Regions from separate parts of the Homo sapiens genome. Here region 1 is linked to region 2. The links are chromatin contacts, found by Hi-C or POLR2A ChIA-PET in ENCODE. All regions are on one chromosome and are shown on one strand. The core of a region is the stretch at or near the end of the contact, and the rest is flanking DNA. Distances in the headings are between cores, read along the strand shown. Region 1 holds the start of TAPBPL (TAP binding protein like). Region 2 holds the start of CD9 (CD9 molecule).

Region 1 (3,842 bases), core at 1,343-3,842, 250 kb before region 2:
TACAGAATAGCATCATGTGTCTTATTTCCTCATGGCAGCCCAGTGAGATGAGAACGATCTCCATTTTGGAAATAACACAGGTTGTCTGTGTGCCTGGGGACGTTCAGGTAGGGGCTGCGAAGCATTCTCTTGTGGACTCAGGGTTTTTGTTGTTGTTGTTGTTTTTGAGACGGTGTCTCACTCAGCTGCCCAGGCTGGAGTGCAGTGGCGCAATCTCGGCTCACTGCAACCACCGTCTCTCAGGTTCAAGTGATTCTCCCGTCTCAGTCTCCTGAGTAGCTGGGATTACAGGCACCTGCCATCATGCCCGGCTAATTTCTGTATTTTAGTAGAGAGGGGGTTTCACCATGTTGGCCAGGCTGGTCTTGAACTCCTGACCTCAGGTGATCCACCTGCCTTGGCCTCCCAAAGTGCTGGGATTACAGGCATGGGCCTTCGCACCTGGCCTGACTCAGGGGTTTTTAGGAAGAAAGGACCAAGGCCTAGGGGTGCCCTGAGGTGACCAGTGTGGATGGAGGTGGATTTGTTCCCTTTCTTCTTCTGTGCCCCATATCTTACCACTTTAGAAAAGCAAAACTTTCTGTGACTTGCTTTTCTTTTCTTTTCTTTTTTTTTTTTGAGATGGAGTTTCGCTCTTGTTGCCCAGGCTGAAGTGCCATGGTGTGATCTCGGCTCACCGCAACCTCTGCCTTCCGGGTTCAAGCGATTCTCCTGCCTCAGCCTCCCTCGTAGCTGGGATTACAGGCACCCGCCACCATGCCCGGCTAATTTTGGTATTAGTAGAGACGGGGTTTCACCGTGTTGACCAGGCTGATCTCAAACTCCTGACCTCAGGTGATCCACCGACCTCGGTATCCCAAAATTCTGGAATTACAGGCGTGAGCCACCACACCTGGCCTTGCTTTTCATTTTCTTACCTGCAGTTCGCACAGTCCCCTGGGGGCTCAGTGGCAAGTTCAGCGTCGGGTGCCAGAGCGCCTCATTCTTGGTGACCCTGGGAGTCTTCATCACCAAGGAGATGCTAGGTCCCCCTCCAGAGACCTGCATGTTGGCCATGAACCAAGCTGCTGTCTTAACAGTGGTCTCTGTCATCTGGAGAAAGTAGCGGGAGATCTCACAGGTCACCTCCTTCCCACTGCAGTCAGCATGGAGCAAGGCCTCGGCCTGGGGAATCTGGACCAGGTCCACTGGGGAGAAGCAGGGCACACACAGAGGGCAAATTAGCGTGAGAACACCAGGGCCAACGGGAGGCAGTATGTGTGGCTGTAATCGGGACCTGGGCTGTCCTGGTGGAGGGAGCCCGGGAGGACCAAGGACACAGGTGGAAGGCTTTTACCTGAGGCCTCAAAGATAATAGGTGGGTCATCTTGGGCCAGTGTGCCCCCTTGGAAATCGGTGAAGTCCTCCAGGGAGCCATCGTCCAGCACTGGCACCTGCTTCAGCACAAGGGAGGCCCTTGCCCTGTCCTCACTGCTGGCGAGAGCTCCACGGTGCGCACCGTCCTTCGCCAGGAAGCAGTCTAGGACCACGTCCACTGCCCGCCACTGCCCCTCTGCTGGGTGGGGCTCTGCAGACAAAGGCTGGGGTGAGCACCGCCTTCCCCAGAAAGCTACTCCACACTTGCTTCCTGCCCCCGCCCTCAAGCTGTGGAGTCATCAAAGGGTAAAAGTTGCCATCCAAGATCCTAGCTGTTTCTGTGTCCCTCTATTCTCCCGTCATCCCCAAACCAGCTTTCTGGAGAGCACCTGCTAGTCCAGGCAAATACTTCTTGGTGAGAGTTAAAGTCCTGGATTTGCCTTGCTCAGAGGAGTTTATGCTTGCATTTCCAACTGTTGAATAAAAGACTATCTTTTCAGTCAAAGGAATTCTCAGAAAACAAGCAAGTGCCACCGCAGAGAGAGGAGACTGGACAGTTACTGTTGCTGGGGCACTGACAGCCTGCACTGCTTTCTCCCATTTCGGGTAGCCTTCCCCTCCCCCGCCTTCAAGGTCACCTTCCAAGTGATTTCCTCACCTGGGGAGTCCTTTCCTCTTCTGAAGTGTCAGCTCCCAGGCCAGTGCCCTCTCTGTAGGACAGTGGCTCCTGACCACAGCCACAGAGGCAGCCCCTCTTTAGCATTTTCCCTGTGGAGTCCCCACCCTCCCTCCACACACACTATTGGTTCCTTCCTTTGCCAGCCGCTGAGCCTTTCCCCTGTTGGGCTTAGAAGGCGATGGGGTCATCCCCGGCCCCTTTGCTCTTCTGGAATCTCGGGGAGGGTGGCACCCTGGGGCTTCAGTAGCTCTTCTCCCAGCCAGCTCTCCCCGACTCCCAGACTCACTGGTTTCTGCTGCTCCAGATAGAGCCAGGCAGAGCAGCAGGCACCAGCCCTCCTGTGTGCCCATGGAGGCTGCTCTCGAGTTCCCTCCTTGCCCACCGCCCTTCTCCACAGTCCTACGCTGCTTGCGAGGCCCGGCGGAAGAAGGGGGCTCTCCAAGCACACCTGGCAGCCTGCAGCCTTTAGGTTTCTTCCCTGTTCCCTCTGCTGCCGACTTTTCTTTCACTTTCACTTAGAGCAAGATGGCAGCCCGCGTCCCTGTGTGAAGCCGTCTGCAGCAGCTGCCAGAGCCCTGCTTGCTGTTTCCTTTCTCACCACCCACCTCACCCGGAAATCCCCTGGTGATTTCAAGACCTGACCTCTGCACCCTTTTGCTCCCCACCTGTCCCAAAAAAGTGGAGCTATAACTGTGGGAAAAGGGGATCTGAAGTCAGACACAGGATCCACAGTAGCCTGGGGACCTTTCTCACCCCCGCCCTTAAGCAGGCCCCAACATAACCGGCTGAGAAACCTCCTCTGCCAGATCCTGACCTGAGCCAGGAGGCGGCCAGGAAACTGGATTTTGGGACTGGGATTTCAGAGAGGAAGCTGGAGAGCTGCAGGGTGGTCATCTGTCACTTTATTTTGCCCGTCTTGTAGCATGTGGGTCTTTCGCAGCAGGAAGTGTGTTTTACAACCAGAGCCCCCGCCCTCCTGCAGCGCAGGCGCAGCTGGCTGGGCTCCTGCTTCCCACTCTCCACCTCATCCATATTTGTCCTCGTCCCTGCCAGTCTCGAAAAGGCACTCTGTCACGTGTACACAGGAAAGGGCCCTGACAAGAGGATGGGACTGCAGTTGTGGCTGCCAGGTCTCACTCTCCCTTGGATGGTCGGCGGGGTGGGGGTGGAGGCCAGGGCTGTAGTGCAGCTCCCGCAGGTGCTGGCTCAGGGGGAGCAGGCAGGCTCCGGTTTTCGGTAATCCTCCTGGATGGGGATGGTGCTGCCCTCCTCCTCCCTGGGGCAGCTGTAATGACAAGGCTCTGCAGGCTCCACAGGACTTTCTCCTTTGTCTGCAGAAGGAGATCCGATGAGTCTTGGCCAGCAGTGGGGGCAGGGGGAGACGGGAGAAGGAGATGGGTAGAGGCGGGTGCGCTTGGGGGAGGGGTGTCAGGAGCACGCCAGCTAAGGGGAGAGAAGGGGTAGGACCAAGGCTGGTGAAGTGGAGCTGGTGGGTTTCAGTGAGATTCCAGGCGTGGGCAGTGGGGTTGAGCCAGTGGGGTGTGGTGCAGGGGCAGGACCGGAGGCCTGTGTTCTGTCTCTTACTTGATCTATATTTCCTTCGTTGATGGAGGAACAGGGCCCCGGCCAGGGTGAAAACAAGGAACATTCCAGAGAAGATCACAAGGATGCGAATAAAATCGGAGCTGCACAGGGATCTTTGGGCTGTAATAGGAGGGGACACACAGGGGTTAGGGGAGGGTCTAGCCCTTGGCTCCCTCAGCCCAGCCCTCCTGTCACCTTGCCTCTCCCCTTTCCCCCACCTTAT
Region 2 (7,526 bases), core at 3,501-6,000:
TCTGGGCACTGGAGGTGGGAGCCATTTTATGCAACAGTCCCAGCAACTTGCTTCTGGGGGAAAAGGCAGACCATGGGGAGGGGCTTTTGCCACTGCCACCCAACTTGTCCATGCCCTGCCCAGATCCGGAATCCTGATCCTTAGGGTTTCTCTGACAGGCAATTTTATTTTCAGAAGCGGGGCCTTCCCGCAGCCAAATGAGCAGTAGCAACCCATGAAATGGAGTCAGGGTTTTGATGCACAGGACAAAGTTGGCACTGATACAGGAAGGGGCAGGGAGGCCAGTGTGTGGATTGGGAGGGTCCTCCTGGCCACATCTGCGGTTTAGACTTCCACACTTCTTAGAGAACTGCTCTCACCCTCCCCAGGGCCTCATTCTACTCTCCACTAGTGAATAACAATAGCTACTGTTGGAAGATATGTCTGGTGCAATCTACTATGCTAAGTGCACTACACATACTCCCCATTTAACTCTCACAGCACCATGTGGGGTGGTCACCAGCCCCATCTGGTGATGAGACATGGAACCCAGGACTGGTGCTTTGATCACTAGGCCAAGTACTAAGGTATACGGGCAATGAACACCCCTGAGAGAGACCCCACCCAGGGTGAGGAGAGGGAACTGAGAAGCAACAGCAAAGAAAAGCACCAGCTGGGCTCTTGCTCCAGAGGTAAAGGCCAAGAAAAGCTAAGTTCTGAGGACTCAAGCCTTGGTATCCATCTCCCATTTCCAATTCAGGGCTTGTATTTTGTTTATTATATTATTATTTATAGATTTAGGGGACACGAATGTAGTTTTGTTACACATGGTGAAGTCTGGGCTTTTAATGTGACCATCACCAACATAGTATACATCGTACCCAATATTGGTTCCTATTTTGGGTTGTGTAGGAGAGTTCTATTGTTGTATGTGGTATGTGTAGGGGTGTTGGGTTCATAGACTGAGCTTGAAAGGACCTTTTGAGACCATTTGTTCCAAGCTATTGTTTTACAGATGAGGAAACTGAGGCTTAGAGCACAGAAGTGACCAACCCAAGGTTTCAAAGTGAGTTGAGGACAGAGCTGGGCTCACATCCAGGTCTCTGAATTCCCAGTGTAGGTCTCTGTGTTTCGCACCAGCCTCCCCTAGGTCTAGGGGATATGGTTTCTTGGGAAAGAGACCTCCCAGCCCCACACTGCTGTTTCCATCAGTGAGCGAGGCATGAGAGACAGTAAGCAAAGGGGCTGAGGGAGGTGGGGAGGGGATTGGGCTCTGTCAGTATAGCCAAACCTTTCCCTCTTTTGCCCTAAGGAGTTCCTCCCCTTCTCTGACCAGAAAGAGGGCAGACATGCATGTGTCAGACTGGACTGGCCCTAACCCTGGTTCCCCATTTCAGCTGGAGAAATACTTGTGTGTCTACCACATGGACATCAGCAAGATGTTTTCCCTCTCAACTGTTTTTTGGGGGGTGGGCAGGCGGGCAGGGAGGTCTGAAGGAAATGTAGAAACAATCAAAATAGAGCTAGGAGGGCCGGTTCTGGAGGTGGTGGAAGAACAGACTGATTTGCTGGTTTGGCTGTGGCCATCAGGGAGTGACCCACAGGGATGAGATCAGGCCAGGGAAGAGGCACAGCCCCCCAATAACCATCCTACTCCACTGAGGTTGGCCTCTCTCTGGATGCCTGTTGGACACCCCCTCTCAGCAGCCTCTGTGCAAAGTGCTGCTGGGCACTGGCCTCACAATTCCTGCTTTTCAAGGCCCACATCAGGTTCCGAATGCCAAGTTTATAAATGTCTGGTCTCAAGAGAGAAACGGACGTGGTGACAACATAATCACCCAAGCAGTTCCCTTAGGTTACACCTTTCCTTAAGGGAGTCTTGGGAGCTTCTTCCCACCCTTCTCCCATTCCCACTCAGCAGCCAAAACCAGTTGGGTAAAGTAACCTAGTTCTGAGACCACCCTGCCGCATCACCTTGGATAAGTCACCTAACCTCTCTGGGAAATGGTTTCCTGATCATCAGTACAGTGGGGACAATGCTTCCTGCTCTTGGCTACATCATGGGACTAGAACAAGAAAGGCTCTAAAGACTAACACTCTGCACAAGTGGACCGACCACAGTCTTCCTTTTCATTACATCATCTCCTAGGGATGAGGGCTTCATCTCCACAGGGACCCAGATACAGGACAAATGAACAGTAATTCAGGAAAACATAGCTACTGCCCATCTTCCTGCCTCTGATGAAGATGGAAGAGGACAGAAGTAAAGTAGGGGCCCCAGGAATTGTAATACTGGCTCTGTCTCTGCGATCCTGGGTAAATCACCCCATCTCTCTTCCTCTGCTGCCTCACTATGAATAAGAGAGCTGGACTGCATGATCTTCAAAAGTCATTCCAAACATTTCCAGTGTGAGTGATTTCTGTTTCAGACTACATAGGTCATCAGCTGCACCTAGGCTGGGGCCAGGCATAGGGGGTTCTGAATACGAGTGGGGTGGCAGGCTGAGGACAGTACGGACAGATTGCAGGCCAGCAGGCCACAGACAGAGTAGATACCAGTGGCCCTGTGAGCCTCGCATCAGCTTCCTGCATATGCCATGGGGCAGATGGGGGTAGGGAGGCACACTGTGGCAGTCTGTGTTTCCCTGCAGTCCCAAACCTGGATGCAGTCTAGGCAGACAGCTGAGGACTAACCAACACACCAGCCGGGAGAGACTGTACCTGGGAGGGGAGAGGAAAACTCCCAAAGTTCAAGGGTGGGTGAGGCCAGCTGCCTTCCCGCATACTTTTCTGCTGCCAGGGATTGGTGAAAGAAAGAAGCTAAGCGTGGCAGCTGGGTGGTTGCTGGGGTGGGTGGCAACACAGGAGGAGGGGTGCCCACGGCCAGCAGGGTCTTTTTAAAGCAAGTCAAGGGTTGGGAAGGAGCACACCTATATGCCGTCCTCACTGGGGTGTGTGTTATGGTGACTGATGCACTGGGGGAAGTCAGTCTCTGCAAATTGGAAAAACTGTTCAACCACCCCTTCAGCTCTGGGGAGGAGTGAATCTTAGAAGATTTCCCTAAGGAGGCTTGTGGGGACCTCAGTGACCAGCTCCAGGGGGAATAAGTGCATTTGTTTCTTTTCTACTTTTTTTGAGACAGGGCTCACTAGGTCACCCAGGCTAAGTGCAGTGGTGCAATCATGACTCACCGCAGCCTTGACCTCCCAGGCTCATGCCATCCTCTCATCTCAGCCTCCTGAGTAGCTGCGATCACAGGTGCATGCCAACACGCCCAGCTAATTTTTTATTTTTTTGTGGAGATGGGGGTCTCACTATGTTACCCAGGCTGGTCTTGAACCTGGATGAAAGCGATCCTCCTGCCTCAGCCTCCCAAAGTGCTGGGATTACAGGCATGAGCCACTGTGCCTGGCCAAGTGCACTTTTTTGTTACAAGACTCTGGTGGCATGCACCTGTTTCTACATCCATCTATCTTGAGAGTGGCATAGAGACTCTCTTCCTGCCTGCAGAGCGGCAAGTATTGTCATGTGTGTGCAGGGAATGTGGCTATAGAAACAAGGACACAAGGGTTTCCTATTCCTTGCTTCTGTCGCCTCTCAGCCTTCCCATTTGTAGAGGCTGAGTGGCCTGCAGCAGGTGTCTCTGGAGCTCCTGGCCCCGCTGGCCTCTCCAGATGAACGTCCGCTCTGCGCCCTGCCTGGCCTTGGGTGGGCCGCCTGGGCTGGCGGGGAGGGGAGAGGGCAAGGCCAAGGCTCTCCTGGGCGGGCAGCTGGCTGGCACCTGATCTCTCCCGGAAATGCACACACAGGACTCATCCCACTAGAGGCGCAGATAGGTATCTGCCCCCTCCTCTCCCGAACTCTGAGTTCTCTCCAGTGAAGATACTTATCGTCCTTGAAAGAAATCAAGACAAGCTAGTCTTTCAGGGAGCTACCAGGGAGTTCGGCGCTCTCACGGTGGCTCAGAATCAAAGTCTGAGGGAACGGGGGCCTGCGAGGTTCCTCCTCAAGGGTGGAGGGGCCCCCGACTCTCAGGGACTGGGTCCCGGGGCCGGACCCGCGGCCGAGGCACCCCTGCCGCTCCTGCGTAAAAGTGAGAGCCGCTCTTGGCTGAGCTCTCGCCGTGCCCGCACCCTCCCTTCCTGGCGCCCCCTACTACCTGGGAGACCCCACCCGGTCACAAGCCATACTGCTCACCACAGTCCTCCTTGGCCTTGGCCCAAAGAGGGGTGCTCCGCTTCTCCCTGCCTTCCTCTCTGGCACTCGGAGGGACTTGAGCTGGGAGCAGACACACACCCCAGCTCAAATCCTAGGCGAGCTAAAGTGCTCAGGACCCTCCCGCACGCCTCATCTCAAGAGGGCCCGGCTCCCCACGCCGGCTGGGCGGTGATGAGCCCCCACCCGAATGCGCCCGTCGCGGCCGTCCCGCCCGGCTCTGGACCCGGCCTTGGAGCCAGCTGGCAGCCGCAGGGCGCTCTCTCTTCCCGCCCGGTGCCTGCCCGGTGCGGGCAGTGCCAGCTGCCGGCACTCGCGGCCGCGGCCAGTGTCCGGGGCCCGCGAACAGGTGGGCCCTGAGAGGAGCGCGCGGCAGTCGCGCTCACTCACCCAGAAGATGAAGTTAAATCCGAACAGCAGGTATTTGATGCACTTGGTGCCTCCTTTGACCGGCATGGTGAGGGCTAACTTAGCCTGGGCCGAACGGGTGCGGGACTGGGGGGCGCGCGCAGCTGGGACTGGCGGGACCTGGCGCTGGATACAGATGCAGGCGGCTGTAGGCTGGTCTCCGGCTGCACTTTTAAAAAGTGCCACTCCTTAGGGCGCGCGACCCGCTGCGGTGCGCATGTGCCGGGAAAAGCCGCCCCCACTCCCCCCGCCGGCCACGCCTCCCGCCCCACCGGCCCCGCCCGGGCCGCACCCCCCCCGCCCCCCGCCCCCGCCCAGGTCGGCGAGCCCCGGCCCCAGCTGCCCCGCGGAGCCCGACCCTCTCCCTGTTTCCCCGCCTAGTCGCCCTAACCCCCACCCGCCACCCACTCCTTCTTCAAGCCGTCTTGGGGTCTTTGCAGGCAGCCACTCCCTGCCACTTTTACCGCGGACTTACGTGGAGGCCTCGCCCTTCCGGTTCCCCCGCGTTTGGTCTGGGCGCCGGACCGGGCGTTCTGCTTTGGGAGACTCTTCCCCGGGTCGTCAGGGCTAAAGGCCCCTTGGCCAAGGCCTGCTGCCAGAGTGAGGGGCCCTTCTGCTTTGCGAGGATTTAAAGGGAAGCCGCCTGGCTTAATTTCGCCCTCGTCTGTCTCCTTGCAAACCTTCGCTCGCTGACCATACTTTTCATTGGGCACAGCATGTGGGGTAGGAGGAATTAGAAGCGCGCAGTCTGGGTGGGATGACAGATGGGAGGCTTTTGGAAGTAATTAGCAAATACCTATCACCGAATAATAACACAGCTGAGGGCTGGGCAGTCCCCAAGCGCTTCCTGCACTTGAGGTTTAGTTGCCCCAGAGGGAAAAAGGGTCTGTAGACGGCTTCTGTTTTCTCTCTACTCCTCCACCCCACCCTCCCTCCTGCGTCTTTGGACTTGCTCGCTGCTGCCTTGAACTGCTCCAGATGCCGAGCTCGGAGCGCTTCTCCTGAGCTCACAAACTTTCTGTAGCTCTCCAGATTCAAGGACCTAAGTCGAAATTCCTCGTCTTGCCCTCAAGGCCCTGTACAGAGCACTGATCTGACTTCTCCCGGACCCAGAGCCCACCCCACTCGCTGGCCGGCATGCGCCCTGGCTGGCTGGCCCCCCCCCAACGTCACTTGTAGGAATTCTGTGGGTCTTTAAACACTCCTTTCCTGATTCTCTGGAGTGGACGAGGAGAGTCACCTTCTTTTGAAGTCCCCGAATCCCTTTGTATTATTTTCAAAATGAAGTTTCCTTTACTGTCCTTTATGATTACAAAAGCAAGATACAGTCATTACAGAAACAACCGAAATACCAAGAAGTGAAAGGAACAGACCTCAAAATTCTGCTCACCAGAAACAGCCACTGTTAGCACATTGCTGTTATTTGCCTGTTTATTATCAGTAGACTTGTCTCATTGGTTCAAAAACATTTTTCAGTATCTATTAGGGTATTTCATTAGGGGTAGGAGCTGAAAAACATGGATTAGTCCTTGTTTCTGCTCAGGGACCAGTGTGGGAGGAGACAGGCAGCCAGACAATGGTTTGAGGGTGATAGGTGCAGTTACGGGGAGAGGCTTGGGGGCTAAGAGGCTAAGGAGAGGCCTCTGACCCAGACTGGGAGATGATGCTGCAGAACCACAGGGAAAGTTGCCGCCAAGGGAGAATCCTGGGCAAAGGCTGGGGCAGGGGCTGTCCGGGCTCTGGGCTGGAGCCTGGAGTCACGGGGTAGTTTGTGGGAAGGTGAGAAAGAGCCTTGTGCTCCTGGACTTTGCACTCTGAGCATTAGGGGCCACCGAAAGGTTCAAGCAGGGGAATGGTTGGATCTGCTGTGTTTTCAGAGGTTCTCTGCCTGTGTTTTAGGTAGTTGGGTGGGGGAAGGCCGGAGGGGCAGGTAGGAAGCCCCTTGAGGACCAGGACCATTGTTGGCATCTCCAGTCCTTGGCTCAGTGCTTTACGGGATTGCATGGAACATGGAGATGTTGTATTTGGGGAGACGCAATCAGGTAATATGAGGGGAGCAGTGGTAGATGAAAGTTGAGCTGAGGACCAGGTGCAAATCTGCTAGGAGGCTGTGGAGTAGTTCAGGTGAGAGAAGAATGAATGAAGGCGGGGCAATGGGATAAAGCCTAGAGAAGGCAGGGCAAAACCCCATGAGGTGTCAGGCCGGGAAGGGGAGGGAGAGATCAGAGGCAGAGCAGCAGAAGCTAGTAACAAGTAGGGGCACAGGGCACATCCCCACGTCAATCTGAGTCCGAGAGGCTCCCCAGAGCAGGGGACATTGCAGCAGCTGACTTGACTTGGGAAGGTGGAGTCAGTAGTCAATGCGGAGGAGGGAATTCCAAGAGGGAACTGGATATGCAAAGACACAGAAGCGGGCAGCTGGCTGCACTGGGGAAACAACCGATAGTGGTACATGGGGAGGAAGGAGGACAAGGAAGGAGAGGCAGGGCCTAAACTGAGCCTAATGCCAAGAGGACAAGCAGAGGAATTTTGGTGATGCTTGACTTTACACATCCTAACCAGTGTCCAGGATGATTCCAGCACAGGGGAGGAGTGTGAAGCACCCTGGAGGGTGGGAAGGAGGCCGGAAAACAGTCAGTGTTCCATTGTGCCCTTTTGGGCCTGCGTCCATCTATCTTGGGAGACAGGTCTTAGGAAAAGAAAGATTTTATTGCATCTCCCCCTTCTCCCAAGTTAACAAGTACTGGTGGGAGGAGTTCAGTAAATATTTAAGTTTATAATAGAAATTACTTATTAGGGTAAACGTGAGTGTTGACAGAGGAAATCCACAGGGAGGCCTTAGAACCTGCCTGCCACAGAAGCGCTGCAGAAACGCTGCCTGTTGCTCCTATTCCTATTATTGTTTACACTGAAGAAAGAATTGG

The links. Hi-C counts contacts between places; a loop is a spot of excess contacts on that map. ChIA-PET counts read pairs that join two places held with the same protein, here RNA polymerase II (POLR2A). Pooled maps may share reads with other maps.
Region 1: a loop to region 2 is called in a pooled map, with 3 times the contacts of the local background. The contact joins the promoter of TAPBPL here to the promoter of CD9 in region 2. A Hi-C loop is called at or near these places in 6 of 168 maps with a recorded cell type or tissue (IMR-90, MCF 10A, PC-9 and 3 more), 2 of 37 single-sample maps with no recorded cell type and 22 of 50 pooled maps. POLR2A ChIA-PET finds 5 or more read pairs at or near these places in 6 of 52 experiments (AG04449, GM12878, H1 and 3 more).

Annotation. Positions count from the first base shown.
Region 1 is chr12:6,450,792-6,454,633 of GRCh38, reverse strand. It overlaps TAPBPL (TAP binding protein like), which reads right to left and starts at 2,592. Exons shown (of 7, transcript NM_018009.5): 1 at 2,322-2,592; 2 at 1,337-1,567; 3 at 918-1,187. The coding sequence starts at 2,385. CD27 (CD27 molecule) reads right to left here. Exons shown (of 6, transcript NM_001242.5): 5 at 3,620-3,739; 6 at 2,921-3,366. The coding sequence ends at 3,242. CD27-AS1 (CD27 antisense RNA 1) reads left to right here and starts at 3,117. Exons shown (of 6, transcript NR_015382.2): 1 at 3,117-3,842. RefSeq lists enhancers at 2,293-2,892, 3,323-3,482, 3,573-3,782.
Region 2 is chr12:6,197,624-6,205,149 of GRCh38, reverse strand. It overlaps CD9 (CD9 molecule), which reads right to left and starts at 4,750. Exons shown (of 8, transcript NM_001769.4): 1 at 4,585-4,750. The coding sequence starts at 4,650. RefSeq lists enhancers at 2,203-2,814, 2,815-3,427, 4,654-5,265, 5,266-5,878.